Linked DNA regions of Mus musculus: region 1 is linked to region 2. Evidence: chromatin contacts called from ENCODE Hi-C or POLR2A ChIA-PET data. All regions are on one chromosome and are shown on one strand. The core of a region is the stretch at or near the end of the contact, and the rest is flanking DNA. Distances in the headings are between cores, read along the strand shown.

Evidence for each region. A loop is a pair of places that touch in the nucleus more often than their neighbours do. ChIA-PET counts read pairs that join two places held with the same protein, here RNA polymerase II (POLR2A).
Region 1: a loop to region 2 is called in a map of heart, with 9 times the contacts of the local background. The contact joins the promoter of Mcts1 here to the promoter of C1galt1c1 in region 2. A Hi-C loop is called at or near these places in 7 of 37 maps with a recorded cell type or tissue (heart and left cerebral cortex). POLR2A ChIA-PET finds 5 or more read pairs at or near these places in 4 of 5 experiments (Patski and embryonic stem cell).

What each region holds. Positions count from the first base shown.
Region 1 is chrX:38,599,050-38,603,753 of GRCm38, forward strand. It overlaps Mcts1 (malignant T cell amplified sequence 1), which reads left to right and starts at 1,422. Exons shown (of 6, transcript NM_026902.4): 1 at 1,422-1,729; 2 at 2,880-3,032; 3 at 3,527-3,624. The coding sequence starts at 1,719.
Region 2 is chrX:38,632,719-38,637,240 of GRCm38, forward strand. C1galt1c1 (C1GALT1-specific chaperone 1) reads right to left here and starts at 2,425. Exons shown (of 2, transcript NM_021550.3): 1 at 2,260-2,425. It overlaps Gm52440 (a long non-coding RNA gene), which reads left to right and starts at 2,570. Exons shown (of 2, transcript XR_003953098.1): 1 at 2,570-2,711. It also overlaps the pseudogene Gm18436.

The DNA of each region.
Region 1 (4,704 bases), core at 172-2,671, 35 kb before region 2:
GATGTCTCAGTGGTTAAGAGCACTGACTGCTCTTCTGAAGGTCCTGAGTTCAAATCCCAGCAACCACATGGTGGCTCACAACCATCTGTAATGGAATCGATGTCCTCTTCTGGTGTGTCTGAAGACAGCGACAGTGTACTTACACATAATAATAAATAAATCTTTGGGCCGGAGTGAGCAGGGCCTGGGTGAGCAGAGGTTTGAGTTCAATTCTCAGCAACCACATGATGGCTCACAACCATCTGTACAGCTAGAGTGAACTCATATACATAAAATACATAAATAAATCTTTAAGAAAAATGTTTTAGAAAGTATTCAAAGCTTAATGTGGTGGCACATGCTTTTAATCCCAGTACGAGTGAGGCAGAAGCAGGCAGGCGTCTGAATTTGAGGCCAGTCTGATCACCATAAGGAGTTCCAGGTCAGCTAGCATATATAGTGAAACTCTGTCTCAGAGAAAAACAAACAAAACAAAACAAACAACAACCCCCTACCATACAACCAAAATGTATTTCTTTATCTTTTCATTTCACTTGTGACTACTATTACTGGAGCAGCAGTCTTTTTATTCTTTAAGGGAATTACCTTATTTTCCTTTTTTCATTTGTTTTCTTTTAGAGATAGGGTCTCAAGTCTTCTCCAACCCTTCAAGGTTTGTGATTAGGGCATGAGTTATCATGCCTGGGAGGAAATTACATTTTTGTTTGTGTTCAAGAAATCAATTTTATTTGTTTTGCTTCTTTTTCAAGACAGGCTCTCTGTGTAGTTCTAGTTGTTCCGGAACTAGTTCTGTAGACCAGGCTGGCTTTGAACTCAGAGATCATCAGCCTGTCCTGCCCCCACCCCCACCCCAACTCCCATCCCTGTACTGGTTGGTATTAAAAGCTTGTGCCAAGATGTCCTGTTACATTCCTGATTTATAGTTCAGTTTTTAACTATCAGAGTGAAGCAGGGGACAGCAACCTGATGACTTATTTGATAATTCTATGACAGCACTTCACTGTCCAATGATTATAGCTACCAGATTAAAAAAAAGGTTGTTCAATTAAATTCAGAAAAACAAGTAGTTCTTAGCATAAGCAAGGTCAAAACGTAGATGAAGTATACTTGCACCAAAAGGTGTTCACCTTATTTGAAATTCAAATTTGACTAGGTATCTTGTAATTTTATTTGCTGAACCTGACAACTTTGACATTAATTTAACATGAAGCTATGAGGCTCGCCTAGGCTCAAGCAGCTTGATAGGCATCAATTCACTCTGTTGCTTCAGATAGGAAGCAAAACCTATTATCCTTACAAACTATTTAGCATAGTGGTAGGTGGCAACAAAGACCTAAGAATCTTGACCCTTTGAGGAACCCGTAACTGACTGCCACAATTTCTGCTTTGATTGATTCCCTCCCCCACTCTATTCTTCCAGCAACCAGAAAGAATTGCTTGATCACTTCTTCCTTCTGAAGTCCCGCCCTTTCGGCTACCCCCAATGGAGACTAAGCTGTTACTGAAAAGGAGCCGACAAAAGCGTCAACGTGGAGTCGAGAGGAGCGGAAGTAGTCAGATTTCGCTAAGGGCCGTAAAGCGGATAGTGTTTTCGCCTTCCGGATTAACGACAGCAGCTCCGACTGTCAGTGCAGGCCTTCCTCGTGCTGGACCCTTCCTAATTCAATTTCCTTCCCATTCCGGGCCCTTCCCTATCGTCGCCCCTTTCACCTTGGATCATGTTCAAGAAGTAAGGACACGCTGTGGCCTCCATTGGCTGCTTAGAAAGGCGGTGGGGGTGGGGGTGGGGAAGAGGGAGAGAGCAAAGGTCCTCTTTCTCTCTCCCCCGCCCCTGCCATCCTGACTTCCTAAGGTTTTGTAAAGTATAGTACTATGCTCACTTCGGACTTGGACCACTTCTTTAAGCTTTCCATCCTTAATCTTCAGTCGGGGCTTGGCTCTCCCGCTCCCATTTCCTTTTTCCTTAGCCCTGTTCTGCCTTTCCAGCAGTGCTATCTCCATTCCTAGTATTCTACCAATCACATCCTTGCACTGTGATTTAGGGGCACATCCTCAGCTGAGAGGAGAGCCCTGCACTCTGCTATATGTTTATTAGTTATGAACTGAAAAAAGGAAGGCTTGACTTCCTGGGTCATGGCAGTGAGGGAGTCTGGGTGACAGGAAGCAAGCGGCTGGCCTGTCAAGCCTATTGCTAAGCTGCTAGATTAACCTTGTCTTGAGAACAACGTGGTAGCCCTATGTGCTAGTCTGTGTAAGGAAGACCAATTTCCTTGGAAACCTATCCAGTGGGTTTATCTTCCAGATCTGATAGACGCAAAAGGAAAAAAGGGGAACATGGGCAAAGGAAGGTGGGTTTTGTGCATGAAAATTTGAGCAAATCTGGACAGGGATTTTAAAATTATCTCACTATTTCTTTAAAAAAAAAAAAAACAAAAAACAACAGACTACATAGCCTGCTGGGGCTCTCATTCTTTTGTTATGCTTCGGTTAGTCTTTTGTATTTTAATGTGTGAGGTTTCTTTTAGATTAAAAAATAGATTTTTATTAAATAGATGGGAGTCTTTTTTTCCTTTGAGCAGAAATTTTCAGTAAAAGGCATTTTTGTTAGCTGACAACAGATTCTAGCATAACAATTTCTTTGCCCCCAATAATTGCAGTATGTATGAGAGTTTATTCTAATACTGTCTTTAACACGTTGGTTTTGTATTGTATAAGACAAATGGAAATTTGTATTTTAAAAACAATTTATTTCATAATTATTTTAAGCATGAGTACTTGCTTGGGAATAGATGATTAATTAGAACCTTACTTTTAGATTTCTGATTCTTCTGCTTAGCAATGCCCTTTTTTTTTCTCTTCAAAAAAAAATCATTTGCCAGATTTGATGAAAAAGAAAATGTGTCCAACTGCATCCAGTTGAAAACCTCGGTTATTAAGGGTATTAAAAATCAATTGCTAGAGCAATTTCCAGGTATTGAACCATGGCTTAATCAAATCATGCCTAAGAAAGACCCTGTGAAAATTGTCCGATGGTAAGTCCTTGTTTTTTTCCATGTAAAGATTAGAGTAGCTGAATATCAAAGGTTAGGTTGTTTTCATTCTAAATGGAATTATTATCGATAGAGCAATGATGAGAATAGACAGAGTTAACTCTAAAAGTTAGTTGTATTTCTATTTTCAAATCTTATCTATGTATATGAAAATGCTACTTTGTGTAATGTTTTATCAAAGACTTGTTTTTATTTATAAGTCGATTTATTTCAGTTTGCTCTTGAGATTTATTTTATACTTGACAGTGGAATTACAATAATAAAATGTAGAATGAAATTGGCTGTAGCATGTCATATTTCCTCTCTTTTTTTCTATATCGGACAGGTATTTTTTGGTCAGAATATTTACTGGAAAATAAGCTTAATGTATCTTTGTATGTGCATATTTCATGTTATAATTTTTATAGGATGTTTGACTTACATCCATTTTTGAACGAAAGTATCTAACTTTGTTCTCTGTGACATTTGTCTTACAGCCATGAACACATAGAAATCCTTACAGTAAATGGAGAATTACTGTTTTTTAGACAAAGAGAAGGGCCTTTTTATCCAACTTTAAGATTACTTCATAAATGTAAGTCTCTTATACATTAGAAAAAGTCCCTTCCCTCCAATGAAGCATTCATTAGTTCATCCATTCCATAAAAGCATGGAGTGGTGGCTCACAGATGGAATCACAGAGCTTAGGAAGCTGAGACAAGAAATTGATACAATTTTGAGGCCAGGCTGGGCTATAGGGTGATGCATTTCTCCCAAACAAAGACCCCAGAAATATTAATTCATTAATTATTTAGTGAACTTTCTTTGTTTTTTTTGTTTTGTTTTGTTTTTCGAGACAGGGTTTCTCTGTGTTCCCCCTGGCTGTCCTGGAATTCACTCTGTAGACCAGGCTGGTCTTGAACTCAGAAATCCGCCTGCCTCTGCCTCCCAAGCGCTGGGATTAAAGGCGTGCGCCACCACTGCCCGGCTTTTAGTGAACTTCATATGTGGTAGGCACTGGGCTACTTATTAAGAAATACAATTATAAGCAAAGACAGACGACATAGTTTCCTGTCCTTATTGTAGTTGGAAGAATAGACCACTGTGTAATTATAAACATATACATAAACTAAAAAAGGGCTTTAAACATTTTCATTTAAGTTTGTTACTAGAGTTCTGTAATTATCTGTGCATTGGGTAAAAATGGAAATCCTATTTATTACTAATTAAATACATGGATAGATGTCTTGACATTAAATAATGTTTATTTCATATATACATTTACAGATTGTTAGTTTGAATATATTACAAAAAGTTGAAGATATAATTCCAATGAACAAGAACTATTCAAATGGAAGCAAATATTTCCTATTCAGTTTGGTATTGTTGCCAAGAGGCAGAAGGAAGGGTAGTGACTTATAGGCTCTATTGATGATGAGTATTGGTGGTGATTAAATGAATTTATCTCCTTGTAAAAACCAAAGTCATTCAACCACACCACAAGGAGATAAACTTTTTTTTTTTTTTTTTTTTTTTTTTTTTTGGTTTTTTGAGACAGGGTTCTCTGTGTAGCCCTGGCTGTCCTGGAACTCACTTTGTAAACCAGACTGGTCTCGAACTCAGAAATCCACCTGCCTCTGCCTCCTGAGTGCTGGGATTAAATTTTTAATTGCCT
Region 2 (4,522 bases), core at 1,175-3,674:
TTTTGGCCCAGGGTTTCTTTGTGTTGCCCTGGCTGTCCTGGAACTCACTCTGTAGACCAGGCTGGCCTTGAACTCAGAGATCCACTTGCCTCTGCCTCCTGAGTGCTGGAATTAAAGGTTTCTCACCACCATACCTTAGCTACAGCCACCACAACTTCTGCCTCAGCTGCTGCCACCACCACCGCAGCCATCACCACCAGCACCACTGCCACCTCCTCCTCCACCATGACGACCATGATGATGATCACCACCACCACCACCACCAGTATCAAATTTCTCCTTCAACCTACTGCTTGATTTAACTGGTAGTTAATGTCCTGAGGTATTTTAAGCAATCTAAAACACATTTCATGTGGTTAGTAGCATATGTTATAATTAACACTCTGCCCCTAAGACTAAATGTCTTACTACATAGTATATCAATTAATGATGTAATAAAAGCCCACGATGGAAAGTTGTTTGGAGAAAGAAGTCAATATAGGCATTATTTGGGGAACATTTGTGACTATTTTTAGCTCCTCGAAAGATACTTAATTCCTTGAGAAAGTTAAAAAATAAATAAAAAGGAGGAGAGGGGAACCTTCTGTATTTTAATTTCAATTAGAAAGTGGAAGGAGAGCCAATGTAAACAAAACAGCTGACAATATTATGGTTTACATTGTTGCTCGTCAAGACTGAATGTTCCCCAGTCTCTTCTGCAACTCTTCAAAGTTTCACTGGACTCCTTCTACTTCCACGGTGTCTCTTACGGTTGAAAAGGACCTTAGAAGCTGTTACCTGAGGTCATTTCTCTCATTTAAAGAATATGTCCAGTTATGTGTCAATTTAAAAAAAATGGGGCTGGAAAGATGATTCGGTGGACCTGAGTTTCCTGAGGACCTGAGTTCCATACCCAGTGCCCATATAAAAAGCTGGGCAAGGCAGGAAGCCATGTCTAACCCCAGCACTGTGGGGTTGGAGGCAGGAGCTCATTGGGGCCTGCTGGCCTTCAACATATTTCCTGGTTCAGGAAGAATAAAGGGGAGAGTGATAGAGCAGGCTACCAAATGTCTGCCCCATCTGACCTTAATACTCAACGCTGGGACCCCCTCTAGTGTCACACAAAGACTTCTTTTAAATGGGGAAATGGAGAACCATAAAGGTTAAATAGCTGATCTAAAGTCACAAAGGCTATCAGTGGTAGAAGTGACCTATAAACGCGACATGTGGATCTAGTAAACATAATTGATGCTTGCACCAAATTTTCCCATAATGCTACAAGGATACTACACTGACCCTGTCTCCCCCCTTCCTGTCCCCTTTTCTAAGATGTGAGATAGGGTTTCACTATGTATCTCCAGCTGATCTTGAACTTGTGATCCTCTCGTTTCATTTGTCCATGTGCTGGTATTACTTGTGTGTGGCAACACTTCTGGCTCCTATTGTTTTCTTATAAAAGAAATGAACTTTGACTTTTACCACAAAGACAGCTGTTTGAAGGACAGGTGCAGTTTCTAAGAGTGTGTGGGGAAGTGGGTGGGGGAAGGCAAGATGGTAGTTTCCCTCTGTAATCCAGAGAACTTGGTCAATAAACACTTCCCATAGGAAAGGAGAAAGAACAGAAAAGCTATGCCTCAAAACAGCATTGTAAAGTTCACCTTTATATTACTTGTTATAATTGCAGTTCTTATCACATGATCATTATTTCTGGCCAATACTCAACAATCCAGACAAGTACCTTCATATGATTTTGTGTCAAAAATTTCCAGAATTTTTCCTCCTAACGGCAAAAATACTATTAAAACTCAAAACGTCTACTAATTCTACACAAAATTATTTGTACAAATTATCCTAACATTTTTTTTTCTCCGCTGAGGAATTAAAAAAAAAAAAGTAACACCAACAATCCGCACGATGGGATATTTTTGTACAGAGGAGGGAACTTAAAACGCACACACAAGAGAAAGCAGAAAGTATGTTTTTGCGACAAACTTTCTTTCTTTTTCTGTTTTTAGAAGGAGAAAGTGGATGGAGATCAAAATGGAGACTGGGTACCAGGATGGATATCAGTGTCCCACTGAAGGGCCAAGGGAGAAGCTCTCGGAAGGCTGCTTTCCCCACTCCCGCTGGGTCCTCCCGCCGCACCTGCCAAGGCATCCCTAGTGGAGCATGCTGGGAACGGGCTAGGGCCCAGGCTAGGGCCCTGGCCTTCCCAGGGGAGGGAGGGAAGCAGTAGCTCTGGGTTGTGCTTGAAGTGGGGGCCGAGGTTTTGGCACTCACCGCATCTAGAACGGCTCCAGGGCAGGAAAGCGCTGCCTCACGAGGCTTGGACGTGAGAGGTCCAAGGCCCACTCTGTTACGCTCGGAACCAGGCTGCTCTAGACGCAGGCGGTATCCTCTCGTTGGTGTCATTAATGACGGAGCAACAGAGGAAGCTGACGAGGGTGGGGGCGGGGCGGGGCGGGGTGGGGCGGGGCGAGAGCTGGGAACGGCGTGGGGGGCGGGCTCCGTGAGACTCGGAAAGGGCCCGCCCCGACATGCTCAGCTGTACCCAATGGGATGCCCCGAGGGGCGTGCGTGTTTTAAGGCCCGCCCACGCTCCCTTCCTCGGTCTGCCTACGGGCGTGGAAACTGCCGGAGTGCGGAAGAGAGCTGCTGCTTACCTGATGTAGATTTCTAGATCATTCCTCTAACCTACTCTAATGTGTTGGTACCCTTGTGGTGACAAGAAGGTAATTCCTCCCAGTATTCCTGGCCTGGAACCAAAATGCAAGTCATTGAAATTGTCATCGCTTTGGGGAGCAAGAATTGGCTGTGGTTACACGGGTGGTAGGTTTCGAAGCCACATAGCCTAGAAGTGATCCTTCAGCCAAGTGCTTTGCTATCCTGGAGAAGTGACTTCATTTTCACGCTGCCTCTGTTCCTTCCTTTGTTGTGTTTGGAAAATATCTCACAGGTTATCAGTTAGTGTACATAACTCCCCTAGCAAAAGGTGAAGTGTAAAGTAAGCATTCAGTAAATGTTGGTTCTGTGTATTCCACCCTGTATTGCTAGCAGATAGTGCCAGGATGCAATAAGCAAATATTTGAGGAGTTAATGAGTGTTAGAAATACAGATGGAGAACCAAGCCCAGTACAGGATAAGGGGTGCTTTCAAAGGGCTAGCCAATAAGTCAAATGCAGAGTTGAGTGTAGACTCCAGGTCAAAGTAGGACTACAGAACCCCCCAATAAATACCTAGTCTCATTTTTTTTGTTTGTTTTGTTTTTTGTTTTTTCGAGACAGGATTTCTCTGTATAGCCCTGGCTGTCCTGGAACTCACATTATTATTATTATTATTAACAGAAATTATTATTCTGTAGACCAGGCTGGCCTCAAACTCGGAAATCCACCTGCCTCTGCCTCCAAAGTGCTGGGGTTAAAGGCATGCACCACCACTAGCCGGCATACCTAGTCTCTTGAAGTGCTCTTTTGTAGCTGGTGCTATTCGGTCACACTTGTAATGCCAACACTAGGGAGGCCAAGGTAGAAGGACTAGCAGTTAAAGGCCAGCCTTATAGCTATTCAAAAGGTTCTGTCACTAGATTTGGTTCGGGGAACACCGAGAAGTGACTTGGGCCTGAATTCCTGGAAACTCATACATTTGAGTGGTGACTGGCAATGCCTTAAGTACAATGGAAAGTTCAGGAAGTCTTGTAATGACATCTAGATTGCAAGAAATTACTATTCTGGCAGTAGTATCTTAATCGGGGTGTCATATTCCTGACAAACCTTGCTTTTCTTTTTTTGGGGGGTGGCATGTTTGTGTTTGAGCTAAACACATTCCCAGTGTTCAGTGCTGTTTACAAGGCAAAGACAAATGGAGTGGTTCTGTCTGTGTCCTGCACATATTCTACACGGGCCTGGTTTTTCTGCAGCAGGCCTTTGAAGAGGGCTTTGTCTTTGTGCTATGCATTAAGTGCCTTTCCTTTTTCCTCTTCACGGCTGGCATCCAATTTATCCATATCACAAACAAACAAACAAACAAAAAAACCAAACACCACCTCATATTCTTCCACAAACTCTTTGGCCCACATCTTCCTCATCTTTTCCCTCAGCATCTGCCTTCTGTTTCTCCAGAGACTTGTGAAAGTCATGAATGGGAACACTGTTGGACTACTTTGTTTCAGTCTCTCCAGTAATCCCTTCTCAGTGGCACTGTGAATATCAGTGCCTCTCCCCTCTCTTCTCTTCTTCCTTTTTCCTTTTTTTTTCCTTTTTTTTTTTTTTGCCCTCTTACTCAAAGGATCAGCTGTCCTCCATTACAGTGAAAGTTTTCTCATTTGAATTAGGTACTGGGTTATTTTTGCCAAATCTCTATTTACATTTGTGTTGAATGAAGCCCGGCCAGTGAATTCAATTTTCATCTATTCATTTCCAATGCTTTCTCATAGATTTCCTAAACTGGACTCATTCCCAGAGACGGCTAGGAAAAGTTCCTCGTTTTATAGCCTTCTACGGCCAGCACTGCCCTCTCTCTTTGCTGGTAGCACACTATTTGACAG